Regions from separate parts of the Homo sapiens genome. Here region 1 is linked to region 2. The links are chromatin loops, found by intact Hi-C in ENCODE. Cell type or tissue: dorsolateral prefrontal cortex. All regions are shown on one strand. Each heading gives the region's core, and the rest is flanking DNA. Links, peaks and the distances in the headings are about the cores only.

What was found. A loop is a pair of places that touch in the nucleus more often than their neighbours do. Peaks named below come from ENCODE experiments on the same cell type or tissue, not always from the same donor. Only the 100,000 strongest peaks of a DNase experiment are listed, where the experiment ranks them.
Region 1: a loop joins it to region 2, with 2.1 times the contacts of the local background. A loop is called at or near these places in 11 of 110 quality-filtered maps.

Annotation. Positions count from the first base shown.
Region 1 is chr20:57,330,321-57,345,004 of GRCh38, forward strand. SPO11 (SPO11 initiator of meiotic double strand breaks) reads left to right here. Exons shown (of 13, transcript NM_012444.3): 2 at 1,513-1,626; 3 at 2,868-2,956; 4 at 3,367-3,433; 5 at 3,667-3,775; 6 at 4,430-4,516; 7 at 5,099-5,135; 8 at 5,478-5,587; 9 at 7,956-8,055; 10 at 8,669-8,706; 11 at 9,782-9,858; 12 at 12,409-12,520; 13 at 13,021-13,673. The coding sequence ends at 13,140. Among named protein-coding and RNA genes, the nearest start is that of SPO11, 7.9 kb to the left of the region's middle. In dorsolateral prefrontal cortex, for the core only: CTCF peaks have their summits at 876 and 5,307 (motif pointing left); no DNase peak of the experiment used is centred there; H3K4me3 peaks cover 629 bases; H3K27me3 peaks cover 1,546 bases.
Region 2 is chr20:57,248,157-57,264,321 of GRCh38, forward strand. All of the region lies in intron 1 of BMP7 (bone morphogenetic protein 7), which reads right to left. Among named protein-coding and RNA genes, the nearest start is that of BMP7, 10 kb to the right of the region's middle. RefSeq lists enhancers at 11,217-11,779, 14,714-15,430, 16,149-16,165. In dorsolateral prefrontal cortex, for the core only: CTCF peaks have their summits at 8,991 and 10,091; DNase peaks (open chromatin) are centred at 10,175 and 11,155; H3K4me3 peaks cover 5,365 bases; H3K27ac peaks cover 4,730 bases; H3K27me3 peaks cover 6,765 bases.

The DNA.
Region 1 (14,684 bases), core at 413-8,412, 75 kb after region 2:
CTTTGTATTTTTTAAACGTTTTTTGGGATAAAATTTTTGGTTAAACTTTAAGGGTTTTTTTTGGTTTTTATTTTTTGGTTTTTTTTTAGAAAGAAAATGAGTGTTGTATGTCTTCTCTCAGTAAGCGAATGGTTTTCTCAGAATTAACAAGGACATCAACACATTTTAAGTGGTTTATAATAAGACAACATGTTTAATTGTTTTGCAAGTGGAGAGAATGTACATATTTTAAATGATTTATTTAAAATCAATTACAGGAACCCTCCAGCTATCCATGTTAGAATTAACCACAGAAAACATGACTACGTTATTGACCATTTTCACTTAAAAATACTTTATTTTGTTTCCTCGACTTGCTTTCTTGGTTGAGCAAAGTTTTTCAGCCTTTTATTTTTAAGCCCAAACCAACCACCAAAAAATCTGAAAAACCTACAAACAAACCAATTTTTACAAAAGAATTTATTTTGAGGGAGAACTTGGGAGAGTGAGGGAAAAGGAGAGTGGCAAGTCCCTTGTTAATATCGCAGATGTAGACGAATCTGATTGTATCTTAAAGTTGGTTACAGTATTATCCTGCAACACTTTTTTTCTCCAAACTAGGAAAAATGAGTATTTGGGTCAGTTTTTACCTCCCAATATTAGAATAGATTAAATGTTTTAAAATTCATTTTCTGAAACACAAGTTTTCAGTAAAAATTCTGAAGTTCCTGTGGAAATTAAAACTCTCAACATTTTGCCCGTTTTCTAGAGTGCATTTGATTTCTCTTCCTAGACAATAAGCTCATGGTGTTTATAACAGAACAACATTTTTTGCAGCTGATGGCTTGTGAAATTAACAGTCAGCTGACAGAAAACTGGGCTTAGTCTTCGCATTTTGCTGTAGAGTGGCGTAATAGCTGCCAAGTCAACCGTTTGTTGCAGAACTCACAATTTATTCTTTCCAGGGTAGTGATTAAACGTTTTCCTTTTTGTATCGCTAAATTTCAAAAGAGCCGATTTTAAGGCATGAGATCAACTAGGGTAATGTGCGACCACAAAAGGTGTTTCTTTTGAAATTTTTGCATTGCATTTTTGGGAAAGAAATTCAAAGCCAATATTGTATCACTTTTTAATTAAAACATATATCAGTAGTATGTCAAGTCTAGTTTGTATTCAAGTTCAGCTAGATTACAGTAGGTTAATATGATAAAATTACAGTTGTAAATTTAGTCATTAATGTAAAAGGGAGACCTTCCATTGGTAATTGCTTGAGAAGTAAAATTACAAGCAAATGAAATTTATTTGTAAATACAGTTGTTTTAATGCAGTAGTAAAGGTTTAATGGGAGAGATAATTATTGACATGGATTACCTAGTCTTTTTTTTTGTCTTTTTTTAAAACCCCACCCCAATTACCTAGTCTTAAAAAAGAATAAAATAAAAAGTTACTTTAGTATTGATCTGGGAAAATCTTACATATTAAAAAGTCAAAATTTATGATTAAGATGGAATCATGCTCTGTTTATTGTTTCAGTTCTGAGGTTCTTGCATCTATAGAAAATATTATCCAAGACATAATCACAAGCTTGGCAAGAAATGAAGCACCTGCATTCACGATAGACAACAGATCAAGCTGGGAAAACATAAAGTGGGCATTTTGCATTTTTATTTTTTAAATGCAATATCTATGTCATTATTAAAATTATTTGAATTAGAGTTCTGGTCATATTTTTTTCATTTTATTGCCTTTACCTTGCCAAAAAAAAGGATTTAGGAAGTTTACGAAATACATACCATACAGAGAGGTTATGTAAACTAGAAGTAGGTGTGAAAGATGAGGCAAAGGAAAACAATGCTAGCACCAACAGAATGGAGCACCAGAAGAGGTTAGAATTCCAAATGCATGTGATAAAGTCTCATAATTTTGCTAAGAATAGGCACCATACTTGGAGCTAAGCTTTCTAGCAGTCAGAGGGGGAGATGTCATGGGTGCAATTCTCACATATGCCACAAAAGCAAACCACTTGCTCAGGGGAAATATAACCAATCCTGATACCAGACCAAAATAAAAGTATCCTGAACATAGAGCACATTTAAGGCTTTCTCCTGACAGATCTTCTGCCCCTGCTAAATCATGTGTCCAAAAAGGGTAAAATCAGCAAACAGCTTTATCAGAATTCTTGAACCTAGTTATACCGGTTTTTTCCAGCCTCTCATATTTTTTAAGAGATACAGAAACAAAATGAAAGGAATTTTGAGTCTCCTTCATCACTGTTGTTTTATGATCTATATAAGTAATATAAGCTGTATACTTTTCAGTCATGTTTTGAAAGATGGATTTTATCTAGCTTTGAAGCAGCTTACACCTGACATATCCACCTGGTGCCTTCTGCCACCTTTAGGGGAAGCTTGGCAGTTCAACTTAACCTAATAAAATTGTTATTTTATGTAATGTAATTTTGCAGGTAAATCAGAAATGAAACATTTCAAAGCTTATTAAATTGAGTAAAATTATTAAATGAGTAGGTTATTAAAATGAGTAAAGTACTAATTGTGAAATATTTGAAAACATTTTACATACACTAAAAATGTCTTCCCAGTAAAAAAGTATGCACACACACAAACACACTCCCACACCCCCTAATCAAAGGTGTTAGCTCATTTATGTTAAATGGTTTATCTTAGTGCCTCTGTATGTCACAAACCTAATTTCCTAGTTATCACCTGGAATGATCTATGCTCTCAAACCAGTTGATCCTAAAGCTTCAGTGCTTAAATTGAGAAGAAATGTGGGTTTTAAATGATGTGCAGAAGACCATAAGTATATATTGTTTGGTGTTTAGAAGTTGTCTTTTTCACTTTTTTCCTTTGCTTTAAACAAAATGACAGGTTTGAAGATTCTGTGGGTCTTCAGATGGTATCCCATTGCACCACCAGAAAGATCAAAAGTGATTCACCAAAATCAGCTCAAAAATTTTGTAAGTTAATTGTTCTTAGCTTTTGGTAATAAAGGATAAATAAATTTTGTTATCTTCTCAATTTTATTTGTTGCTAGTTAAATAATTTTACCTGTTTTTAATAGATCACTTTCATACATAAAATAAATTTCTATAATTTTTCATTGTCAATAACTATGGAAGTAGGTTATCAACATAAACATTTTTCAAGGTATATGGTTCAGTGCATAATTATCCTCTCAGTTTTGCTATCCATAGAGCAATTAATTTTAACTGATTCTGCAGGTAATTGTTCTGTACTTAACCCTCCCATTTTGGAAAGATAATTTTTTAAATGTTAACTAAAATTAAGTTAAAATCCTTGATAGCAGTATCTTTTGAATCAGTAAGAGAAATGATGAGTAACTTGTTTGTTGAATTTTATTTTCCAGCTCTAATCCTTAAAATATTGTCCATGATTTATAAATTAGTACAGAGCAACACTTATGCAACCAAAAGGTAAATATATTGTTCTAGTAAATTACTCTTCAAAATGTAATGTGAGAAATAGTTGGATTAACTTTTATTATATGCTTTGAAAAGTTACATAAGACTAAACTATAGCTCATAATTTACTTTCTTTATATGTTGTGTTTTCATCCAGTTAAAGCTTTCTTCAATTAACACTGTAATACTTGTCATATTCAAAAAGAATATAGTTAATTAAAAATATGTATTTTAAATTTTCATAGGGACATATATTACACTGACAGTCAACTCTTTGGTAACCAGACTGTCGTCGACAATATTATCAATGACATTTCTTGCATGTTAAAAGTGTCAAGGAGGAGTCTACATATAGTAAGTAGTACCTAATACAAAACATTTTATTTTAAAACAAAATGTTTGTATAAAACATAATTTTTTTTTTTTTTTTTGAGACGGAGTCTTGCTCTGTCGCCTAGGCTGGAGTGCAGTGGCGCGATCTCAACTCACTGCAAGCTCTGCCTCCTGGGTTCATGCCATTCTCCTGCCTCAGCCTCCCGAGTAGCTGGGACTACAGGCGCCTGCCACCACGCCCGGCTAATTTTTTGTATTGTTAGTAGGGACTAGGTTTCACTGTGTTAGCCAGGATGGTCTCGATCTCCTGACCTCGTGATCCACCTGCCTCGGCCTCCCAAAGTTCTAGGATTACAGGCGTAAGCCACCGCGCCCAGACAAAACATAATTTTAAAACATAATATAGTCTTCTTTTGCTATTATTTGATGCTTGCATTTTTCTCACTATAAATTTAAGTAATAGATTCTCAATATATTCCTTTGGGTGAATGGACCAAACTGATGAATTACCAAATATTTTTAATTCCTAAATCCCTTACATATTTTCTCTTTCATCTCTGAAATTTCAATCCAAGTGAAAATGCCAGTAATTCAGCAGATGAACACAAGGAGTGACTTAATAGCATAAAACATATTCGTGAAGCAGGTTTCAAATATGTCTATTATTTTTTGCAGTTATCTACATCAAAAGGTTTAATTGCTGGCAACTTAAGATACATCGAGGAAGATGGCACCAAAGTGAATTGTACCTGTGGTGCAACGGTAAGAAGCATCATTGAAGTTTTCACAGCTTTAACTCTTCTAGCTCCTTCAGTTTTGAAGCATAATTTTATTTCTTGCTTTATTATGTAACCTAGAGCTTAAGATTTCAAAATAAAACTGAAAGATGGATAGGAATATGCTTTACAGAACTGTACATTACATAGTTTCAAATTATGCTAATTGTCAAATGTCAGATTGAAATAAACATACAAATATAACTCTTAAAAATGCACTATTATTTTCAGATAAAGTGTGGCTTGGTCATTTTAGCATGTTATTTAGTAATGTTCATAAAATTTTCTGGTTCTGAAAGTAATATTTTTAATACTAAACTATTTGCTGGGCTTTGATACAAAGAGAGCCCACAGTACTAAACTTAGTACCCCTGTTGGGAGAATTGCTGTGAGTCATGTGCCGGTTTTCTTACTGAGGGGTAAAGCTGTTTTCTACTATTTTTTAACAGAGGAAGAAGTCTCTGATGACTGGTATGGTCAAAGAAAAATAAAAACAGAGGGCTTTGTGATAAACTAAAAATGTGGTTATTTTGCTTTTTATGTAAGATAAAAACTTTTTTTTTAAAAGGCTGTTGCTGTGCCATCGAATATTCAAGGAATTCGGAGTATCCTTTAAGTGGGAAAACTATTTAAACTTTTGGAATGTTCATTCATTCATTAATTCCTTTGGTAAGCCAAGCCTTCATAATGTGTAAGGAACAAGTTAGGCCCTGTAGCAGTCAAGATGAACACACCATGGTCCCTTCTTTAGTACTCTTTTAGGAGCTCACCATCTAGTGGAAGAGACAGATATCTGAATATATGAATAGATGTGTTTATATGTTTGAAGGTACAAACTAAAATGTTGTATCTATAGCTGCTTTTGAATTATCTATATGGCACCTTAATTTAGTTGGTGATTAAATTGAAATACTCTTGCTTTCAATTTATCAGCCTTAACTTCACAGATTTAGTTACAGATGCAAAGTTTGTATTAATTGTAGAAAAAGATGCAACATTTCAGCGGCTCCTAGATGACAACTTTTGCAACAAATTGTCTCCTTGCATCATGATTACGGTATATTATCTAACTTTACTACAATTCCAAGACTAATGTATACTGTTATGGTGATTGGTAAGAGGATTTACAATATTATCTACACAATGTCCTGTTTTCAATATAATGCATCCTTTGGGATCATAGAACGGGAATTTCCAATGTGTTTATTTAAACATCCTCAAAGCTGGCTATCACCTCAAGTTCTTTTTTTTTTAATAGAGACAGGGTCTCGCTCTGTTGCCCAGGCCGAAGTACCATGGCATGATCATAGAGCACTGTAACCTTGATAAGTTCATGTTTCTAAAACCACACTCAAAAGCTTTCTTCCTTGAAAAGCTGAGTGTTCCTGCCACTTGTCCTGTGGCTATCAGTGCAGACACTGCAATGAGGTCCACACGTCAGAGTCAGTTTGACTTACTCCTCACATCCCATGGTCACCAAGTCCTTTTGAATTGGCCTTGGGAATCTCTTTCATTTCAGCCCTTTCTCCTTAATCCTTCCCCTTTCATTCTTACACAAGACAACCACCTGGTAGCCTCCAGACAGGCCCCTGACTTCAATTATCTCTCATCCCTGCCACACCAGACTTGTCATTTCCCTCCTTGCCAGTTCAAAAACTTTTGGTTTTGTCTGATACTTCTACTCCAAATCTGGATGCCTCTGTGGAACTGGTCAGCCCTTCTAAGACTCCATTCCGCCTCCTCTCCAGGGCAGCGCTCCTCACTGCCTCCATAAACATCTCTCGCAAATGCCTCTCAAGAAGAGGCTGGGACTCGAGGGCCATATTAGGAAGAGCCATTTTTCACCAGGTCCTTTAACCCTGTTTGACTCCTCTACTGTGTTCATGTGCTATTATTTTTCCCAAAGAACATTATGAAAATACACTAAATACTCACGATGAGCTAGGACCCCTGCTAAGCACTTGACATAGTAAGAGTTCACATTTACTGGTGTTTATCACATGTCAACTTGTATAGGCTCTCAATGGCCTTAGGAGGTAGGTACTAACATCATCGTCACTTTAATAATGGGGTACTGGAATGCAGGAAGGTATTTTACCACGTCTCTATGGCTATTCAAAACCAGGACTGGATTTGAATAGTTGAAATCCATGTTGCTATAATGCCATCACTTGGTGTGATAGGCATATTTATGCTGATTTTATAGATAAAGCCATGGCCTAAAGAGACTAAGAAACTTGCCCAACATCACACCACTGATGATGGGCAGAGAGGGAATTCAAACTCGGAGCTGTGACCCGAAGCCCATTCTGAATCTCTAGGGCTACTCTGCGCTCTTCCTCTGCTCTCTGTTTCATTTGGTTTTCTGCTTTTCTCTAACATTGTTGTAACACTCTTCAATTTACTTTTCTACATAATTATTATTTTAATGACTTCATAATATTATCCCACCATTTAAGTTTTATTAAACCCTAAATTTAAGCCAGGTACTCTTCTAAGTGCTTTATGATTATTAAATAATTTAATTCCTATAATAATCTCATATGTTGTTACAGAGCATCAAACCACAGAGTGGTTTTGTTACTCATTCAAGTTCATGCTGCTAAGAAGTAGCAGAGCTGAGATGCGAGCTCAGGCTGCCTAGCCCCGCAACTGCTGCAGATCACCGCTGTACTATGCTGCCTCTCCACATCCCTGTTGTTAGATATTTTGGCTATTTATATTAGTTTGCGCCATTTTAAATAACACTTCAGTGAGCATCTTTAAATATGTAGGATGTTTATTATTTCTGTTTTTGCTGAAATATTTCCTTAGGACCATTTCCTAGGACTGGCATAATTCCCAGTCCTTCAGTCTGTTTGTATATAATGTACATTTTTTTTTCACAGTCAACACCAGTCTTTCAGCACCTGAAATCCAAGGTAGGAAGATGTAACCCTTTTTTTTGGTGCTGTGACTCAGATATGAACCAGGGTTGCTGTGGCCACATGCAGAGTACTAACCGTTGTATGAGCATAACCTATAATTTATTATTACTATTATTATTATGATTTTGAGGTGGAGTTTCACTCTTTTTGCCCAGGCTGGAGTGCAATGGCGTGATTTCGGCTCATTGCAACTTCTGCCTCCTAGGTTCAAGTGATTCTCCTGCCTCAGCCTCCCGAGTACCTGGGATTACAGGCGTGTACCACCACACCTGGCTAATTTTGTATTTTTAGTAGAGACGGGGTTTCACCACGTTGGCCAGACTGGTCTCAAATTCCTGACCTCAGGTGATCGATCCCCCTACCTTGGCCTCCCAACGTGCTGGGATTACAGGCGTGAACCACTGCGTCCAGCCTAACTTTTAAATTATTAATAAGAGTATAATTGTAACCATTTTATTCTACTGAAGTTAAAATTCTTAATTTTCATCTTCCTTTTAGGGAAAGGGAGTTCCTGATCTAAACACAAGACTTTTAGTCAAGAAACTGTGGGATACATTTCATGTTCCTGTTTTCACTCTTGTAGATGCTGATCCACATGGTAATTTATCACTGGACTATTTACAACAATAGTCATAACTAAATCATATTTGTTGTTGTGTTTTCTTCCTCTTTTTTTTTTTTTCTTTTTGAGATTGAGTCCTGCTCTGTCACCCAGGAGTGCAATGGCGCGATCTTGGCTCACTGCAACCTCCACCTCCTGGGTTCAAGTGATTCTCCTGCCTCAGCCTCCTGAGTAGCTGGAACTATAGGCACATGCCACCATGCCTGGCTAATTTTTTATATTTTTAGTAGAGACGGGGTTTTACCATGTTGGCCAGGCTGGTCTCGAACTCCTGACCTCAGGTAATCTGCCCACCTCGGCATCCCAAAGTGCTGGGATTACAGGCAGGAACCACCGTGCCCAGCCTGTAGTTGTGTTTTCTACTCTCGGGACACTTATGAAACATTTTAAAAGAAAATGATTACATTAAAATTTGGTCTATAATTATTTGACACAATTTATCGTTACTTTGTCATATTAAACTGAGAATGATAAATTTTTCACTGGTGATGTCCACAAAATTAAAATTATAGATAGATAAAATTTGAGAGTGCAAATTAACCTGTAATATGTAAGGAGACTAATTTTATAGTTAACTTTCTTTTAACAGGCATAGAAATAATGTGCATCTATAAGTATGGATCTATGGTAAGTATAGAAAAGCAGTTTTCCTTTTTTATTATTTAGACATTTTATATTCATTGAGGTGATTTCTGCATTTATTAATCACCCCCAAGCAGGCTGAGAGTGCCCAAAGTGTACCTGAGGGCCTAGTATCCTATTCTAGGAGCAATCTGTGTGTCGGTGGCTGTGACTCCAGCTCCCAGTATGACCAGTGCAAACACAGATGACAGAGTGGGATTAGCTGTGGGCAAGCAGCATTATTATCCTGCACTCTCTTGGCATACTGAAGGAACTGTGGGGCTCTGGGGTGACAACAACGCTGTCTGATCACCAAATATACTCGAAATATTATATAGAGCCTTGAATTCTGACTTTTCTAATCCCTTTTCTCCCACCATAAGGAGAAATGGAAACAATAAATGTCACCACCAGTGTCTACAATTACCATATACCAGTGGTCTCACAGTGTGGTCCTAAGCCAGGAGCATCAGCATCATCTGGAAGATTCTTAGAAATGCAAATCTCAGTCCCCATCCAGAACTACTGAGCCAAAATCTCTAGGGGTGGGATCCTCCAAGCATTCTGATGCATGGTGAAATTTATAGCAGATGAAAAGGATGGTGGAGCAGGGTGTAAGATGGGGAATCATGAACAATAAGAAATGTAGGTCAGAGGGCTTCATTTATAGTTTGCTTTAGAAAATTAATACAGAAACACTATATAGAAGTTGTGGTTGTTGTTTTGTTGCTGTTTTGAGACAGGGTCTCACTCTGTCATCCAGGCTGGAGTGCGGTGGTGCAGTGACAGCTCACTGCAACCTTGGACTTTTGAGCTCAAGCCATCCTCCCGCCTTGGTCTCCCAAAGTACTGGGATTACAAGCATGAGCCACCGCACTTAACCCAGAGAAGTTTTAACACCTTCACTAAAAGCCCAGCTTAGCATAGCCCCTGATGGTTTTCTTACTTCTGTGGGCTCTGGGCATGTGAAGCCAGCTTTAGTACTTGTCCTTCTTAATAAGTGAAAAATTTGACTGAAAAACAAGAATGCTAGTTTTCTACAATTTAGCCTCACCTAATATACTTTTGTTCTTTATTTTAGTCTATGTCTTTTGAAGCTCATCATCTCACAGTTCCAGCTATTAGATGGCTTGGTCTTCTCCCTTCTGATCTTAAAAGGTTAGATAGTATAGCAGAACTAGGATATTTAAAATGACAGTTCATTATCATATGTAACAATAAGCCTAAAAAGTCACTACAAGGGAAAGCTCTTAATGTTTTTTATTTATATTGTCCACGATGACTTATGATTATGTAATTATGAATTAAATTCATTAATGTTTCTGTTTCAACTACTAAAATATTTAACACATGAATTTGGTTAATGTGTTACACTTTCAGCTAGCTAAAACTTTCTGTTTTACTTTTATGGTTAAGACATTTTATACACTTTTTATACTTAAAAGTACAATACATTGTAGGCCGGGCACATGGTGGCTGACGCCTGTAATCCCAGCACTTTGGGAGGCCAAGGTGGGCGGATCACTTGAGGCCAGGAGTTTGAGACCAGCCAGGGCAACGTGACAAAACCCTGTCTCTACTAAAAATGCAAACATTAGCTGGGTGTGGTGGTGGTGTATGCCTGTAATCCCAGCTACCGGGAAGGCTGAGGCCCAAGAATTGCTTGAACCTGGGAGACGGCAGTTGCAGTGAGCCACGATCGCACCACTGCACTCCAGCCTGGGTGACAGAGCTTGACTCTGTCTCCAAAAAAAAAAAAGTACAATATAGTAAATCCAATTAAATTGTAACCATTGACAACATCATTTGCCATATGAATCAATTTTTGTCATAGATTTAAATTTTTAACTTCAAAAGAAAAATATCATTTTAAGAGTATTAAAATTTGGGAACTTCAAGTTTGGCAAGTTTATTATATATGTTCATTATAGAAAAAAATATTAAGCAACAAGTTAAATATCACCTACAGATCAGCAGCCTTACCTTTGTAGATTTTTTTTCTGTGCATAGCCATAACTTTTTCACAAAACTGAGATCATACTCTGTTATTTTATAATCTGCTTTTTTTAAAACACAACAAAATAATGTGATCACTTTTCCATGTCAATAAAGTACATTTCTTATTTTAGCATCTTTTGTTGCTGAGTTTTAACTCTAGATGTGCTAGTGTTTATTCAGCCATTCCCTCATAGCCATTTAAGTGGTTTCCAAATCTCTATTCTGATAGGTCGTGCTTTGATGCAGTCTCTTGTAACTAAATCTCTATGCACATCCTTAGTTAGTCCCTTAGGCTGAATTCCCAGAAGAACTGGTGGGTCAAAGAGGATCCCCATAATCAGGGTTTGACTGTTGTCTGGATAGATTAAGTTTCTTGCTTTCTCTGAAGAGTAAGAGTCCACCTGTCCCTCAGCTTATGGCATTAACATTTTTTTTCACCTCTGCTAATGTGATATTTTAAAATGTTTTATTGTTGTAATTGGTCAGTAAGAATGAATTTAAACATGTTTATTGGATTTCTTTAAGTGGTGAGCAATCCTTGATAACAGTTGCTTGTTTCCTAAATATGGAATGTGAACAGGTTTTGGGTGATCAGCCACTTCCTATAAAATGAGGGTCCAAGAGGAAACATTTCATTCTTTATTTTTGAATATTCACACTCCACTGGATTAACGTGTTCAATTTAGTGTATGTGTGTCATGGTCAGAATCCCTTGGGGGTGATCTGTTTGTATAAAAACAATTTTAACACAAATTCAAGACATATGATCTGATAATTAGTAAGGTGAATAGCTTCAAGAAACTCTAGCTGCATCTCATAAATTCTATCAGTGCACTAAAAAGCCACTCCAAATGAATATACGATCAAAGGAAAAACACTATGGTAGCTACAGAAGCCAGGCTGCAAGGGAAATCCTCCAGGCCTCCCTTTCAATCAAATTGTCACCCCTATCCAAGAACTGCCCCTGGCAAATGGTCATAATTATGGACACATTGAAAAAGACTCTCCTGGGAAATCTAGGATTTGTGACTTCAAAAGGTAGTCCACACCATAAATCCAGGACCTCTCATGTTCTATTTTTAAAACACATACCATGATAAAGTTATATTCCACGTTTTTCAAATTTAAAACTAGATAGGTAAGAATGTGTTTGTGTGTGTGTAAAGTGATAAAAGTGTGTGTGTGTGTGTGTAAAATGATAAAAGTGAGACACTAACTTCCATGGCCCAGAATCTTCAAATGAATTATGAAGAATTAAATACTCAATGGAACCTAAAGTCCCTCAGTGAATCTCAGCCGTTGGCCATGCATATTGGAGCTCACTGCCAGAAGAGTGTGAAGCTCTGAGAGGCTTAATGTACATTATTAAGCTGCCCTGGTATCTGTATACCTGATGGTAGTGCTATTGGCATTTGTTTAATAACCAATATCAGTCTTCCTGTCATCCTGTCATCATCCCACGAGTGTGACATGAAGGAAAACAAAAACTTTAGAATCTTACTGTGGAAACACAAACTTCCACTATGAACTTGAAAACTTGCTGGTCTAAGACATGACAGATCCCTTCAATCCTGGATGTAAGAGGTAGATCTGTACTAATTTTCTTATTTCTGAGTTTCTTGAAGTAGTACCATAAATACAGGCAAAATACAGGACATTCAAGTTACAGAAACACTTTTTTACTGATTTTTTTCACCTACTTTTTTCCAGATTAAATGTACCTAAAGATAGTTTGATTCCACTGACAAAAAGGGACCAAATGAAACTTGACAGTATCCTGAGGAGACCTTATGTTACCTGCCAACCATTTTGGAGAAAAGAAGTATGTTTCCTTTTACAACTCAAGTGTTGCATGTTTAATTGTCTTTTACTTTAGTAGTGGCTATTCACATCGTATTTTGAAAATATCCCTCTTGAAATTTTATATGACACGACTAACATAAGTGTTGTTTGGCAGTAAATAGTTGTTGAAATTGAGTCATATGAATGCTAATAGATGAGATCAGTGAATGGAGCTGGCCTGTTTGTATCCTTATCATGGTTATATACACATTCTTGATGGCTGTATCATAGTTTGTGGGATTAAAAAAAGGAAGAAGAAATCATAAAGATTTCAGACTATCCCTAATTATTGAAGACAGCATACAGAGTACTCTCACTCCAGATATTTTTAGCTGTAGCAGCTCTGGAATATTCTGGCTGACCCTTAAGACTATTGTCCCTGGTTTTGGAGAATAAAGCAATTCTAGATTACTAGTTTGTTGAATTGACAGAAATGCAACTAAGAACTCTGGTATGAGTACATTTTACTTTTATTGACAGATGGAAATAATGGCAGACTCTAAAATGAAGGCAGAAATTCAAGCTTTGACTTTCCTATCATCAGATTATCTTTCCAGAGTGTACTTACCTAACAAATTAAAATTTGGAGGATGGATATAAAAATAAATCAGAAGAACTTCTGATTGCCAGAGGCTTTTCATTAGTTTTGTTTTGATTGGCAAATACTATTGTGGAAAGAACATATATTATATTCTTAATTCTGTAAAAGTGAAATAAAATAACTTTCCGTTAATTATATATTTTTGTCAAAACAAATGCTGTACTCCAATTTTCTTTGCAAGGCCTTATTCTTGCCTCTATAGAGACAGATTTCTGTCCTATCTTCTAAAGCAAATTATAAAAGAATATGTTATTTTGACCTTTAAATTATTTTTGAAAAAATAATATTTTATACATGTCATCAAAGTCTACAAAATATTTACCTTCTACGATACAACTAATGTTAACGCATAAAGTATCTTACTGGTAACAAAAATCATAATGATCTGAATTTGAGATGTTGCAAATGAATTGTGGTGTCCGGTAGTTTCTTCTTACATTTTCCTTTGCCTTTATACTTTAGGGGTCTTACTCCATTAATTCATTTGTTACATTAGTAAAATTCAGTATGAATAAATATTTGGATTGATGTAGTCTTCAGTGTTTTGCTTTATTTTGTATTGAGCCTATTTTTTATTGATAATATTATTTATTTGAAAAGTTTCTCGAAGGTCTTGAATGCTTCTCTAGTCTGTCTATAGAACAAAAAACTTCTTCAGTTTTAAGATCTACAGAAGCCTCAGATTTTAATAAGGTACTTCTCCAACAGTAAATATGTGACCTTTTCCCTCCATAAACCTATCTTAATTTTGCCAGAGGTCAGTTTTATGATTTTATTCTGTACTTTCAGTAAACCTTTAACTGCACTGAAAGTTTCTTGTGCTTGCAAGCAAGAATAAGAATTTATAGAAGCACGGTAATATTAGGTTAGCTATTTTATAAAGAGAAATGGTAACAATAATAATAATATATACCATTTCTGAGAACTTACATGTGCCAATCACTGCTGATTCAGTATCTCATTTAATTCCCCCAAGGACCTTGTAATTACTGGGTAACTACACCATAGTTTTCAGGTGAGAACACTGAGGATGCTATTTGTCCAAAGCCACAATAATACCAGGGGACAATAATACTACCTACCTCAAGAAAATGTGGGTCTCAATGCAAAATGTAAATGTGGGATCCCTTTTTATTAAGAATTTCAAGATGATAGCAGCAGAGAATTAAACCAAGCACAGGCCCTTCTTAGCCTGGGGTCCTGGGTGACTGCACGGGTGGTACACCTGTGAGGCTGGGCCTGCCCAAGAGGTTGTATGTAGTAAGGATTGAAGAAGGTAATATAATAATAAAGGAAAATACATACATAGCACTTACTATGTGCTAGGTATTTTTGTAGGTGCTTTGTAAACAATAACTCATTGCATCTTCACAGAAACCTTATGAGCTAGGTACTTTTAAAAAATCACCCCCATTTTACAGGTGAGAAAACAAAGGTACAGAAAGGTTAAATAATTTTCCCAAGGTCACATAACTAATAAGCAGTGGAGCTGGGACTTCAAACCAGAAAGTGTGGGTACCATGGCGCTAGTACAGGTAAAGTA
Region 2 (16,165 bases), core at 7,751-15,750:
CTTAGGGCCTCTATTTATATGTGCATACAGTGGAACCACATCACATGTACAAATAACTTTTGTAAATCTAACTGTATACAACACAGGAAACAACGACAAAGAGGGAGAGAGAAACCATTTCAATCATTTGAATGTGGCCACCCAACAACCACTGCCAACCCACTTTTCCCTCCCCTGCCTCCCACTGTGCTGGCCAGATGCCAGCTGCATACATTCACACCCTCCCTCGAAGTAACAAGACAGGGGCTTACACACAGTTTAGCCCAAGAGACAAGGAGAAGTCTTCCAAGGAACTTCTAGGAAACCAAGAGGTAGGCAGGCAGGCAAGGAGAGCTCTTTGTGCCATTCCCCATCCTCCTGCCTTGAATGTGAGATTGCATGAGGATGAACTGGCTGGGGCGGCAGCAGCCATTTTGTAAGCATGAGGTAAGAGACATGAGGAATTTGAGGATGGTGGTAGGGGGAGGTGGGAAGCTCATGGATGCTTGGACAGTATCACTGAGCTGCCCCTGCAAACGTGAACTCATCTCCCTGAAGACTTGCTATTAGGGGAGATAATGACATGTTTTTGTGCTGAAGCCATGCTAGGCAGGTGTTCTGTGAACTGCAGCTGAATGAGTTTTTTGTTTTTGTTTTGTTTTGTTTTGTTTTGTTTTTTTTGAGACAGAGTCTCACTCTGTCCCCCAGGCTGGAGTGCAGTGGTGTGATCTCGGCTCACTGCAAGCTCCGCCTCCTGGGTTCACGCCATTCTCCTGCCTCAGCCTCCTGAGTAGCTGGGACTACAGGTGCCCACCACCACGCCCAGCTAATTTTTTTTTGTATTTTTAGTAGAGACGATGTTTCACCGTGTTAGCTAGCATGGTCTTGATCTCCTGATGTCATGATCTGCCCGCCTCGGCCTCCCAAAGTGCTAGGATTACAGGCATGAGCCACCACGCCCGGCTGACTGCTGAACGAGTTCTAAATGAAACACCATTCCTCTCCACAGAAGCAGGTAGTGGCCATTAGGATGTGTATCTCTTATAGTATCTGCTGTCCCAGAGGGTGTTATAGGTCCTTAAGTGTAAGTATAACACCCAGAGGGTCCTTAAGTGTAGGACCTGTATCATACCAAACTTCTTACCTTCTAGTGTTTGAAGGCAAGTGTTTTGGTATGATACAGGTCCTACACTCAAGCAGATTATTTCATCCCATGTGCAACGGAAGAAGCAGTGATCTGCTGCAACACTGGGAGAGAAACTGGGAGAAGGAACTCAGCCATATGGAGATACTGCATAACGAAACAGCTTCCCATGGAAATTCAAAGGTAATTCCCACTCTACCCAATGTCTGTCCTACCTGCTGTCTTTAGCCTACCCCTGATGCAGGGGTGACTGCATCGCACTTTTTCAAATGTCCCGGATTCTTTTCAAAATCTATGATGGGAGTTGAGTAAATAAGATACATATAATGTTTGAAATGTGAAGGTACTCAGGGAAGTGTATAGTCTTGGATATGAGGGCTGTATTTAGTCACAAACTTCCAGGCATCTCCAATGAATTACAGCTGCTGAACTAAAACATCATCAGGCCATTGTCATGTTCTCCATTGATATTGGTCTACTGTCATGTTCACGGATGAGCCTAGAAGAGGCTCTGCAGCGAGACTGGACCCCCAAGGCAGCCAGGAGCAGCCCTGTTTACTGAGAGTTCCCTGCAGGTGAGGACTGAGCCCCTTCCTGCCATGATCTCACTCAATCCTAGTGTCCTGAGCCTTGAGCCACCCACCAGAGAGGGAAACTGAGGCCCAGAGCACTCCAACCCCTTCAGTAACTTGCCTGAGGACACACACCAGTGACCTGGACCCAAAGACAGACAGACTTGCCATCCCCAAAGCTCGGCGAGTAATTTGTCATTCCTGACCCTATTTTCACATACATAAAAATAAATGTTGAAATCATGCTATTTAATGAACATCTGGCATGGGCTGGTCCTCACTTAAAATGAAGAAATGGGCCAGGTGCAGTAACTCACACCTATAATCCCAGCACTTTGGGAGGCTGAGGCAGGAGGACTGCTTGAGCCCAGGAGTTCAAGACCAGTCTAGGCAACATGGTGAAACCCAATTTCTACAAAAATATATATAGAGTATATTTTTATTAAATATATTATTTTAATATAAATATATTTATATAATATATAATATATATCTATATTAAATATAGATATATATACACACACAAAAAATTAGCCAGGCATGGTGATACATGCCTGTAGTTCCAGCTGCTCAGGAGGCTGAGGTGGGAGGGTCACTTGAGCCCAGGTGGTAGAGGCTGCAGTGAGCCAAGATGGTACCACTACACTCCAGCCTGGATGACAGAACCTGTCACCCTGACTCTGACTCAAAAAAAAAAAAAAAAAGGAGAAATTCATTTGCCCATATCAAAAAGTGAGGGAAACACAGAAATGCCACCCCACTAAGTCTGACATGAATGGTGTTCAAAGAAATAAAAGAAAAATATATAACTTTACTGTGAAAGTTTTATTGATGTGCTTTTTTTGGAGTAGGCCAGCCCACAGTCAACTGTCTAAACCCAGCAGGTTGCCTGTGCCCCCAGCCGGCAAGGGTGGGCAGATCTGGGTGTCTCCTTAAAACTCTGCACCAATAAACACAGATCTTAATCAGCAGGAGGCAATTTTCTAGTATAACAGGATTCGTCAAAATACACCCAGTTTCCTGTTTTGCCTGTGTCCAGTCGACACCGACAAGCCTCCCATTTCAGCTGAGGTATCATCGCAAAGAGAAGGCCAGCTGCCCTGATCCAAGTCCTGTGGAGACACGGCTTGGGGGCCACCGTGCCCACTGCCTGCTCTGGACCCCAGCACAAACCAGCAGCACATCCCACCACGGTGGGTAACAGAGCAGCTGAGCTCAGGGCACAGGCAGGTCCCGTGCACGGTGGGTTCCTGATTGGCTATGGTGTAGCAAATGACAGCATCACTGCCTACCACTGACATCCCCAGGCACCAGCTGCAGGCGGCCCGAGGTCAGCCCTCTTCCTGTCTCCCCACATGGGATCTTCACAGCAGCCCAGGAGACAGGCACCCACATTAACCCCAGAGTAGGAAACAGGAGACCCAGGGTTTAACAACCTGCCTGAGTCGGGGAGGTGGGGGCAGAGCGGTGGGGGCTCTGCAGTCTGACGGTCTGACTCAGACCCAAACTCTTAACTACCATCTGAGACATTTTAGAATTTTTTCAAAAACACAGGAGAACAGGGTGCTGGGACCAAGCAAACGCAGGAAAAGCCTCCCTGTGTTCGACATCACCCTTGTGGGGACTCAGAGCACATGCCTCATGTTAAAGATGCAGAGGAGTCTTCCGAGGGGACATCCTTTAACCTACAGCTTTCGCAGACTCAGAGGAGCTCCAGTGAACATGGAGGGGGGGCAGGAAGTGTGGCTGAGTCACTGTCTGCAGAAGGACAAAAGGGACAGATAAAAAACTCAGGCTTTTGGCCGGGCACAGTGGCTCACGCCTGTAATCCCAGTACTTTGGGAGGCCGAGGCAGGCAGATCCCTTGAGGTCAGGACTTTGAGTCCAGCCTGGCCAACATGTTGAAACCCTGTCTCCACTAAAAATACAAAAATTATCTGGGCGTGGTGATGCACGCCTGTAATCCCAGCTACTCGGGAGGCTGAGGCAGGAGAATTGCTTGAACCCGGGAGGCAGAGGTTGCAGTGAGCCGGGATCGCGCCACCGCACTCCAGCCTGGGTGACAGAGCAAGGCTCTGTCTCAAAAAAACAAAGCAAAACAAAACAAAACTCAGGCTTTTTTACTTTTTGCACTTTCCCAGGTAGGGGACATAGCGTGTGGAAAGCAGGGATCAATAAACCCCATGAAGAGCCAGACAGAAACTATTGTAGGCCTCGGTCACCATCGTGTCTGTGGCAACTGCTCAACCCTGTCGCAGCGGCAGTAAAGCAGTCAGAGTGAATGCGTAAGTGGATAGATGTGTTCCAATAAAACTTTATTTACAGACCTTGAAATTTGAATTTCATGTCATTTTAGTGTCATGAAATATGATTCTTCTCGAGTATTTATCACACTTTTAAAAAATGTACCAGCCATTCTTAGCCTGCAGGCTGTACTAAAACAGGTTGTGGGCTGGAGTTGGCCCGCGGGCTGGGGTCTGAAGCAAGCAGGTCTCCCTGCTCCAAGCAGCATTTAAGCTACAGGGAGACACGGGAAAATATAGCTTCTGTGCTCACCTTCCCTCTCCCACCCCAGAGTAAGTTACCTGCCAAGAGAGGGGAACAAGGTAAGAGAGAGATCTGCCCTATTCTTCCTGAGGAACGTCCGAAGATAAAAATAAAAGAGGGGCCAGTCCTCGATGTGTGTTTAATAAACTTTTAGCATCATCGAGCAAAAGGTGCAGTCAAGTATTTTGGTTCCCAGGAGACAATGCTTGCTCGTTAGAGACTTGAGCTCCATTTCAGTCTCCAGGGTGTTTCAAAGCCAGGTAGAGCTGTGTTCCCAGGAGAAGCCTCGAGTTTTGATTGCAATCTGTGCTTCTTTCAGCCAGAAAATAACCCGTCCATCTAGAAATGCTGTTTTTCCCACTCACCACTGTGGGTCAGTGCGTTTGAGGCTAAGGCTCCCAGATGAATTCCCAAGGTTGAGGCAAGTTACTCTAAACCAGTGGTTCTCAACTGGGGGCAACTTTGCCCCCCAGGGTACAGTTAGCAATGTCTGGAGATACACTTGGTTGTCAGATCCTGGGGGAAGGGCTAGGAATGCTGCCAAACATCCTATAATACACAGGACAGCTCCCAGCAGAGAACGATCTGGTTAAACATACCAATAGTGCCCAGGCTGAGAAACTGCACACTAAACGTACTAAAAAGGGCACTTCCAAGCTCCAGAGGCGCAGAGATTTCTGGGTCCCCCACCCCCTTCCATCCCCACTTCCCACCAGTATATTAAGATAATTAGGAGCTCAGGGCCTGAGTAGGCATAAGGCAAGTAGCTTCATTTATTGTTTCCTCCTAAAGGAAATGACCAACCAGTGCCTCCATCCCATAAACATTTACTAGCCTGGAAGGTTCTGAGGCCCTGCTGCCATTTTTAAGGGCTTCTCTCTCAAGAAATGTTAGGTCAAGTCAGTCAAAAACTGAAACTTGAGAAGTGGGAAGATTGGGGAATGGAGTAGGGGGCATTTTACAAAATTCAGGACCAAGAAGAAAATCGAAAGATCTTTTAGATCTCCTCCCACCCTACCCCCTCTTTCTTGACCATAAACTAACAGCTGCTTTATATCGGGCACCTTATGAATGAGGAAAAGAGAGTTTTAAAGTTCTCAGGGCACTGTCCTGTGGGTTTTTCTTTTACTTGCTGAGTCCCTGTCGTGTTAATGGGTCCGTAGATTGATTCGTTATTGGCCTTCAGGGCATCATACTGAACAGGCTCTAGGACTGGCTCTCCTGCCCCCAGCCTTGGAAATGGCAGGACCACCACAAAGAGCAGCTGGTGGATGAGCTCATGGACATCCATGCACCCATAACAGAGAAATGATGAGAGGTAGCATCATAGTTGCTTCCTTTAAAAAAAATAAATAAACTTTTTATTTTAGAATAACTTTATAAGAACATTGCAAAGCTAGTACAGAGAATACTTGAGTACCCTTCACCCAGTCCTCCCAGGGTGAACATCTTCCACAACCACAGGGCATTTGACAAAACCGAGACGTTCACATTGCTGTGTAACTGTCAACTCGACTCCAGATTTGTTTCAGACTGTACCAGTGTTTCCACAGATGTCCTTGTTCTGGCCTAAGATCCAGTCCAGGATACCACATTGTATTTTCTTTTGGTTTCTTTCCTTTTTTTTTTTTTTTTTTTTTTTTTGAGACAGAGTTGCTCTGTCACCCAGGCTGGAGTGCAGTGATGTGATCTCGGCTTACTGCAACCTCTGCCTCCCGGGTTCAAGCGATTCTCTTGCCTCAGCCTCCCAAGTAGCTGGGACTAAAGGTGTGTACCACCACACCCCACTAATTTTTGTATTTTTAGTAGAAACGGGGTTTCACCATGTTGGCCAGGCTGGTCTCGAACTCCTGACCTCAGATGACCCACCCACCTCAGCCTCCCAAAGTGCTGGGATTACAGGCGTGAGCCACCGCGCCCAGCCTCTTTTGGTTTCTTCTTATTAAAAGACAGAAAACTTGACAGAAATAGGTGAGATTTATTTGAAACTCTCATCAAAACTATCCTTTCCCTCCTCCCCACGGGCAGCTCTCACCCTGAAGGTAGGGAGTCCTTCCTGCCCATGTGTCCATGGTATTACTGCAATGTGTATGAACCCACAAACAATACATTTATGAGTTGGTCCCCTTGTGTGGGAGGTTGGGGGCGGGGGTGCCTATGTGTGTAATTAACAAATGGTTACATCCTAAACATCCTTCTGCTACTTGCTTTCTCCTTCTGACATTGTTTCCAGTCTACATTGATACAGTAAAAAAAAAAAAACAAAAAACAAAAACAAAAAGAAGTCCCTGCGCTGGGGCGACTATTCCATATCCCCTCCCAGAGCTACACCTGCTTCTCTCTCGAATCCCCTGTTCATGCACATTTTGATTTTGGGGAGTTTACAATACTACAGACCGTACACAAAGGCATGCTGGGACATACGGAAAAAAACTGTTTCTGTGGTCTTTTTTATACAGCATCTTGAGGAATTGCTATTAAAATACCAATCTCTGGCTGGCTATGGAATTTCCCCATGGAAGGGTTATGGGGTACATGTAGGTGCCCCCCACAGGCACTCAGGGCCCTATGCCCTGACAATTATTTTTAAACCATAAAGACCGAGGAGAGGGGAGGTATCACAAGCAGGGTGGATAACAGAAGGGAAAGGTGTGTGCCTGCTTATCTCTATGTCACTTATCAGAACACGGGACCACAGAGTCAAGGCCATGGGCTCGGCTTCTGTTTTAATGGTCTCAACATCATCTCCTCCACGCTCCCCGCTACCTATTCGATACCCCACAGGTTCAGGAGGAAAGAATGGGCAGCTCTGCACCCAGCAAGAGCTGGACAGACACATCTGCCCCACACTTCCTAGCTGTGCATGTTTGGGCCCCTTCAGCATCCTCCTCTCTAAAATGGAAATGACACTGCTTACCCTGCAGAATACTGAGAGAACTGCATGAGGGCCCCATAAAGATGGCTACTCTGAATCCATTGCTGCTACACAGAAAGGTCTTAGCCCTCTGAGGTCTACAATCCATTTCAGTGATGCATTTAGATGATGAAGGGGTCTCTGAATTTAATGTCTAGATTCAGCCTATGCAAGATCCTGCCTGGACTAAGAAATGTCTCTAAGGGGCCAGTTGCAGTGGCTCACGCCTGTAATCTTAACACCTTGGGAGGCTGAGGCAGGTGGATCACTTGAGGTCAGAAGTTTAAGACCAGCCTGGCCAACATGGTGAAACACCGTCTCTACTAAAAATACAAAAATTAGCCGGGCGTGGTTGTGGGAGCCTGTAATCCCTGCTACTCAGGAGGCTGAGGCAGGAGAATTGCTTGAAGCCCAGAGGTGGAGGTTGCAGTGAGTGGAGATCATGCCACTACACTCCAGCCTGGGGGATAGCGAGAGACTCCATCTCAAAAAAAAAAAAAAAAAAAAAAAAAGAAAGAAAGAAAAAGGAATGTCTCCAAGGCCCAGGAGAGAAAGCAAGCAGCTCTTCCATTGTGGACAAGATTTCATGGCGAAGTGATAACCTGTATCTTCCGGGGAAACACCAGCAGTCACCTCATTAGCCAGGAGCAGAGTAATGCTTCTTAATTCTCTAGATAGTGAACCGGACAAAAGCTGAAGCTTGCCTTTGCTGAAAGACAAGTCATAAACAGGGAAGTCACTTTACAAGTGGGAATGGAAAGAGATGTTATTGTTGTTGAACCAATTGAGTACTTCAGTGAGATGGAAGCCTCCAGAACATCAGTCTCCAAAATGAAGCGCAAGATGGGAGGAGGCAAGAGGAACCCACTGGGAGTCAGGAAAAGATATATTACAATTATAATTGTTATGCAAATTCCAACTGACAATCATGGGAGTTCACTAGCTTCAACAAAAATATCTGCATAATTGACAGGTGGGGTTGAAAAATGAAGCTCTGGTTTCAGTAACACACCCCACAACTTACTTCCCACATTTCTGTCTTTGAATCTTGTGAGAGACACTTCAATCATGATAGCGTGGTGTCATCTGTGCCATTTCCTGGACGCTCTCTGGTGCTTTGCCTTTCTGAGCAAGCAGTGGTATCGTCATCTCCTTGCCAACCTTGGGTCAGGTTTGGCCACATGGCTCACTTTGGCCCATGAAATGTGAGCAGAAGCTCTTTCAGGTGGAAGAGTAAATTTTGGGGTACATACCCTAAATAGAAATAAGTTGTGGCTGGGCAAGGTGGCTTACGCCTGTTATCCCAGCACTTTGGGAGGCCAAGGCGGGTGGATAAAACCTGAGGTCAGGAGTTTGAGGCCAGCCTGGCCAACATGGCGAAACCCCATTTCTACTAAAAATAAAAAATAAAAAAAAATAACAAAAATTAGCTGGGCGTGGTGGTGGGCACCTATAATCCTAGCAACTTCGGAGGCTGAGGCAGGAGAATCACTTGAACCCAGAAGGCGGAGGTTGCAGTGAGCCAAGATCGCGCCACTGCACTCCAGCCTGGGCAACAAAAGCGAAACTCCATCTCAAAAAAAAAAGAAAAAAAGAAATAAGTTGTATAACTACTAGTTAGGATCATTTGTACTTCATAAAACAGACAAAAATAGAAATTTTTGAAGTTAGAAAGTCACTCCCAGGTAGAAATATTAAAAGCCAACGCACAGTTCACATTATCTTTCCTTCTGGCACCTTATTCGTAACATTCTGAGGACCTCAGCCTCTCCCAGGGACTCTGCTGCCACCAATGTGCAGAACTCCACGCCTCCACCCTGAACCCACGATAGAGCTATAATGTGATACAAATGAAAAACAAACTTCTGGGATTTTTAACGCACCAAGATTGTGAGTTTCTTCACACACAATAACTTCATTTATACTGACCAGATGAAGGGTCATCGAAATTTGGGACCAGGCCTTTAGATCAGTGATTCTAAACTGTTAAATCATGATTTTGAAAACACCAAAGAACAGTCCATTGCACCGCAAATTTTCATGACTGCAAACTTAATTAAATTATATTAAAATTTAATTTTAATTAAATGTATATTGTTAATTAAAATTGTGTTAACAATTAAAATTAAAATGATTCATTAGTTAAAATTTGTATTAATTAACAAACACCAAAATTTTGTATTGCTTTTAGCTTTAGTGTCTCCTACTTAAATTTCTATTTTTGTCTATGTTTTATGAAGCACAAGCTATCCTAGCTATCCTGCAGTAGTTATACAACTTATTACTATTTAAGGTATGTACCTGAAAAGGTAGTAGTGGGAATTGGAGATCAAAAGCATTTAGAAGAGACTGCTTAGAATGTCTTCATGCCATATGTGCACCGAAACAACCAATATCTGAGCACCTTCTATGCCATGAGAATTCTGCAAGGCTGTGCATGGGCAGGAGAATAAGGCTGTCTGAAAAAAAACAGGAAAAGTGTCCTTTATTGAAGGCCAAAACACAAGCCACCAAAAAAAAAAAAAAAAAAAAACTTGCCTGCCTTTGTGTGTGTAAGTTGCCAGGGGGATGAGCACTTGGACCATTATATGCCAACTGTCATGCTAAGAGCTTAGCTTTTTCTTTTTCTTCATGTAGTCCAAGCTACATGAAAGCAGAAGACAGGCTGGAAGCACAAGACAGGGCAGGCCTAAACCCAATGCTTAGAAACACACAAGTCCTCGATTTTGGAAACGGTGCAAGTTTTTATTCGTGGCCAATTTTAATTAAGCCAGGCAACAAAAGATTGAAACTTGAAAGCTACTCCAGGGAGATAAAGATGTGATAGAACACGTGACCTCAGAGATGCAGGGAAACCTAATACTTGGTGAGTCGGATTTTTCAAACAGTATAAAGAGCTGAAGGGAATTTATGGAAAGTCTTGAATGAGAAACGCCACCCCTCGGTATCTGGCCCTGAAGCCATTCTCTTTCGTCCTCTGGTCTCTAGAGGCTTCTAAACATGCTGAATCCACACAGGGCTTTGTTGTTGCAGCCTAACCCCAGCTGCGGGAGCCTTGGGCAGCCTTGCACCTGCTCCAATAAAAAGTGGGGAAGTTGTGCAGTTCTGTTAATGAATGCTTTGGGCTTGTCACTCCCTTGAAGGAAAAGACAATTTGTACTTTGACCATCTTCCAGAAAGGATTGGGAAGAAATACTTCAATAATGCAATTTTTTAAATGAAACATTTTATTTTGAAATTAATTTTTAATTCAAAGTTGCAAAGGCACTACAGAGAGTTCCGGTATACCCTCTCACTGAGTTCCAGTTTCCCAAGTAGTAAAATCATTAAATAACCATAGATGCTAAAATTGGGGAAAAGATTCAGCCTTAGACTCTATTCATCCTCAAATAAGTTTGGTGCATTCATTCAAATTCCATTGATCTCTGAAAGAGGGAGGCGCACACATATTCACACTCTGGGGACCATTTTCTTGACATTTAAAATAACATGGGCAGTTTAATCTCAGTATTTTAAGATTAAGTACTTAAAAACTGAAATTTGGACTAATATACCAACGTAAATCTTCATCTGGCCAACACAATAAAAACAAGAGCTACCATTTGTTTTACACCTACTAGGTGACAGCCTCTGCGCATGGGTGATATGATTTCTATTTCTTTAGAATCTGTTGAGGAAGAGATTCTCTTGTAGCCTTTATAAAATGAGGACACAAATGCAGAGATGTTAAGTAACTTGCCCAAGGTCACACAGCTAATGTGCTGTCATAGTGGAAACAGACACATAGGTTTAGGCTGTGTCTAAAGAGAATCACTGTGGATGCCGTTCCAATCTCCCTTGCCAAGTCACACCCACTGCTGTCACCGAGAACTTCCGTTACACGGCAGTGAAGCCCCCAATCCCCCACCCCATATATCACCCAGAATTAGCTGCAAAGTGTCAGGAGACTTGGCCAGGCAGCCCCAAGCATCAGCGAGGGCTGGAAGCCTTCACTGTGAAGCCCTTTATAGAAAGCCGCGGTTGGCAGCCCCCGCTCCTGCATGGGAACAAATTAACATTGGCATTCCAAACACAGGAAAGGAAGGAAATTGGAAACACAGTTTATACTTGGCCAGCCCTTTGAAATACTGTACCATGCTACCGACATCAATTAATGAAAAGCAGGGTTGTGTGAGAGGCTCTGGTTTGGAAATGCATTAACACACGTTCAACATGTTTGCACAGGAACCGGATTATATGCACCCTGGCTCCAAAACAATAAAGCAATTACCCTAAAGCTGGTGCTCTCGGAGTTGTCATTAATTCAATCCACTCCACGCGGATCAGCACAGGCTTTGCGCGGCTCCCCACAATGCCTTCCGACACAAATGTTGAAAAGGCGGTATTGCACATGCTTGCCTGAGTTTCGCATAAGTAAGTGTCAAACTTCATGCACTCTAATATCCCCCCAAATCATAAACACTCTACTTTGGAGCGGAAAAAAATACACAGCAGCAGTCCTAGTATTCCCTGGCATTGCTATTTCAGTTTGAGTTTGAGCAATTTTTTTTTTGCCGGGGAAGCTTAAATGAACTATCTGTTCCATATTAAGAAATACCAAGTCACATTTTTTGTCAATTATTATTTGTCAGATGCCATTTGCTGCAAAACCCGGAATTCAATCCCAGCTTGAACACACAGCTAATACCAAACGGCTCACTAATAGCCGCGGTCGTACATGGGATCATTTGCAGTGAACAAACGCCCTTCCTCTATAAACTGTTTCAGGGATTGGAAAGAAAAGCATGTGAAGCTCTGGAATAAATAAAGCACCGTGCCTTGAGCTGCCCAGTACATGACCCTTGCATGCTGTGAGAACAGGCTCAAAATGACCCAAGAGCAAGTGCCCACTTCGCAATTTTGTAAGAATGCTTCCGAGAAAGGATTTTAGATGATGTAGGTAAATCTCATTGTTTTTGACCTGCAATAGAAAGAACCAGCTCGCTTCTTGAAGGACCAGCATCCCCAGTCACTGCCTCTACACACATGTCCACCTGCATCTGGAATCCAGGGTCCAAGCAACAGACATCACGGGTGTCTCCTCCCCGCTCCTGGTGACGTCATCTCCTCAGCTCAACTCCACGTTGATCTGGGATCCATCAAGTTGGAGCAATTTGAGTGTGTAAAGCTAAATGTGTTATCATTTTCACCACAAATTAACAGTTTCTATGTAAATATTGGTAGTTCCTCACCCCATGAAGGCGAGAGAAGGCAAAATGGCACCGGCGCATTTGATTTAAACTAATTAAAAGCAGAGGGTTGTGCAATTCAATATATTGATTTTACCAGTGGGACTTAAATCTTTTATAATAAGTGTACACAGCTGCAGTGCTCTCCCACCACTACGCTGTAAAGGCTAATCCGCACATTCCTTCTGACAATAACATGACAGGTCCCACACATCCCTGCCTGTGCCCTAACCCCGGTGACAGTGCCAGAGTGCATTAAGGCGAAGCCTTGCAGTGGCTTGCCAAGAAACCAGTGTGCCAACAGCCCCCCCGCTAAGACTGAAGAGTGAGCGTGAAAGAATTAATGTGGCCAGAAGCATGGTGCAAAGGGCTCCCCATTCAAAATATTCAGGCTGTTACACGGATGGGCAGATGGGGAAGGGTGGAGACGGGGGAGACTTAGGGCACGCTGATTCTTGCAATGGGCCAAATATGACCTTACCAAATGAGGGAGAGATATTAAAGTGATAGGAGTGATCAATCAACTTAGATGGGACTCTCCCTGGAATGAAGTCACCAGTTGTCTCTGAGTTCAGCGGACACGTGATATTCACTCACATCGCAGGCATTCCGGTGGTGAGGGGATCGCGCACCAGCTGTGTTTATCTCGGCAAAGGCTTGAGAGCCTACTACGCCATGGTAAAGCCCCAAACCGTAGCTTGAGAGGGCTGCATCTCAAAAGCGGTTTCGTCTGTCTGTGCATTCAGACAATCATCCCCCTTGCTGCCCTGAAACTGATTTGCAAGTGGGCCATCTCTGTTACCCCTTCCATGGGGACCGCTCCACAACCGAATGACAACCCTGGAACCAAAACCAAAAACAGCCACCCAAGTTGGCATCCAGGGCTCAGCCTTACCCTGCCTTGATTCCAGAAGGAAAATACATAGAAAATGAAAAAAGTTCAAAGCTGGGTCACATACATGCTTGGGAAAAGTGGAGGAAAATCTTTGATTTATATAAGCAGGAAAATGAGGTTTAAAAGAAGTGATTTTGAAAGGGTTACGAAAAACACAGCTGTTGGTGCACTCCTATAGCAAAGGCGCTCTGCAGAAAGAAAGAAGGGGGGAGCTGTGTGACATCTATATTAACCTTTGGCTGCTCACCAGTGAGGGCCGGCGCTCCGAGTGCTGGAATGTGGAGCAGCCCCTTCCAAATTTTAACACAAGCCAGGTTACAGCTGCAAATGCCTGCAGTCCACGCTCCCCTTTGCGAAGCACTCCCTGAAGGAAATTTTTAAACTGTAACAGAATCTTTTTCTAATACTCTACAGTGGTAGGGCCTGCTCTTGACGGGCAGTGGGAGAGGTCTTAATGCCAAACACTTGTCAACAAAAAGGACAGCCAGATGGCATAAAGCAAAAATCAAACTGCACGGCCTTCTCCCTACTCTTCAGCTACATTAACAAAAGCCACTTTTATAGGCTGACTCCAATAATGATAGGTTTCCAACTTTCTCTTCTTTTCCTTCAAAGATTACACAAATTTCATGCCTTCATTACCTGGACCAGAGATAAACATGATGACTTCCACTCCCCTAGTGCCAGCCGGCTACTTTACAAGATTCCTAACAGAGCTGCTGGATCTTCCCAGAGAAAGAATGGTAACGGGCTATGGCTAGATGCAGTGTGCGGAGTCGCCATTGCCTGGGGATTATTTAAGAGAGGGTAGCTGTTTTGAATTCCAAAATTAAGTCTACAAAGAGGAGTCGGGGTTGTTAATCCAAACCAGTTTACAAATCTTGCCATTGAACTTAAGGGGCCCAGGCTGGGAAGATGGGAGTCTCACTCAGGCAGCTCAGTTCACATTGCCTGGGGCTTTATGGTACAGGCTGGGCTTTGTCATAAGGTGCGGCCTTTAGTCCTCATTCCCACCACCTGGTTTTGTCGTAAATTCCCCTCTAGTTTCCCCTCTAGTTTAGATCCCGCTCAGCCTGGCAAAAAACTTGAATTCCAAGAACGACTTATAGGAACAAAAACCAGTTTGGCGGCAGACAGAAGGAAGAATAAATGCACCAGGTCTGCAAAAGCCTTCAGAATTCAGGCAAGGGTCCCCCCTCCCGCGCACGCAGGCCGCCTGCCTGCAAGACAGCAGAGCTCTGCAGTGCAGGGCGAAGGGGCAGCAGAGGCTGCCAAGATCCTCACCCATGCCCCCCCCGCCAAACTCCCACCATAATAAGAAGTAATAGTTTGATATGTGCAAGTGATATTTTCTCACTCTTATGTAAATTGTGAGAATAAACTTGCCTTTAGAAAACTTCGAATACTACAGATCAACATGATTTGCAATCCAAGGAAAAACACTATAGCAGTACTTTCTCAGCAAACTCAGTGGCCAGACAAGTCTCCTACACCTCCCCCCAACCCTCTCCAACCCTACTGCCACCCCCAAGTCCCTCCTATGGAGAAATTCCAAGCTACAACAGGATAGAAGGGACAGGCCATTTATTTGTGTGCTGCTGCTTAGCAGAAATTAAAGGCCAACATTAGAAGCATCTACAGGAAGTGTCTCGCCAAACTGCAGCCCAGGTCTTCACCTAACTAATGACCTCGAGTTTAGGGACAGAGAGAGAAAGAAAACAAGGTCAGTGCGCTCTGTTAAAAGCCACTCTGCCATCTAATTTGGAGTGATGTCCCAGAAAGCTAGACCTGAGAAAGTCAGGGTCCCACAAAGCCCAAAGCCAGCCTGACTGATTAAGAGGCTCAGACAAGCCGGTCTTTGTCCTTTCAAGATGAAAGAAATGGATTGAAAGGTGTATGTACAGCCAGAGGAGGAAAACCACCCAGCTGTGGCCTTCCCAAACAAGTCCCAGCTTGCTCCTGCCGCCATGGGGGGAGCAAATAGCCCGCACCAAAGTTCCCAGAGGCACCCTCCGAGCAACCTGGTCTTTCTCTTGGGGACAGGGAGCCCCGGGGCCTAGCCCACACTGCCGGCCCATAAGCACTGGGGGCTTTTTTGCTCTTGGTTTGCAGGGCCTTCTGCAGAAGCCAGAGATTACAAATACCTTTTTAATGATTCCAGCCAGGCTCTGAAGGCAGCCACTGGGACCTGCACATTCAGTGGGAGTCCGGGGTACCCAACAGAAGGGAAGATGCTATAAATCCCCCACCAGAGAAAGGGCCCTGGCTAACCCCAGGCTTCAGGAGGGCGACAGAGCTCTGCGTTCATTATTTATATGTATGTATTTGGAATTTTCCTTTAGTTTTTGGTATAGTTAATAAATACACATTGTTTTAAAAAAATCACAAATACAGAAGTGCAGACGACGAAAAATCAGACCCCACCTCCCACTCCGTAAGCCCCAGCTATGCCCCCGCCTCTCTACCCCTCCAGTAAAATCTCTCTCCAGTTCCTGGTGTCTTCCTCCAGGAGGACACGATGATATACAAGCACACATGCAGCCCACTCATCTGCACCTTGCTTCTTTCCACCTCATACATCTTGGAGATGGTTCTAAATCAGGTCATATGTTGCTGCTTCCTTCTTAACTGGCTGCTTAGTATAATTTAAACTTTTTTGAAGGTATTTTGGCATCTAAACCTCCCACCCCTTGCTCGCTGAAGCTTGGTTCACTAGTTGGATTTAGTTATTATTAAGTACAGACAATGGCCTCCCGGGAACTCCAGGGACCTTATCAGGAGGGGGAAGCATGAAGGCGGATCTGCGCTTCCCCCGCGCCCCCAGTCCACGCCCCAGGTGCCCAGCGTGGGGCTTCAGTATCATTATTTCCATGTTGACACAGCGCC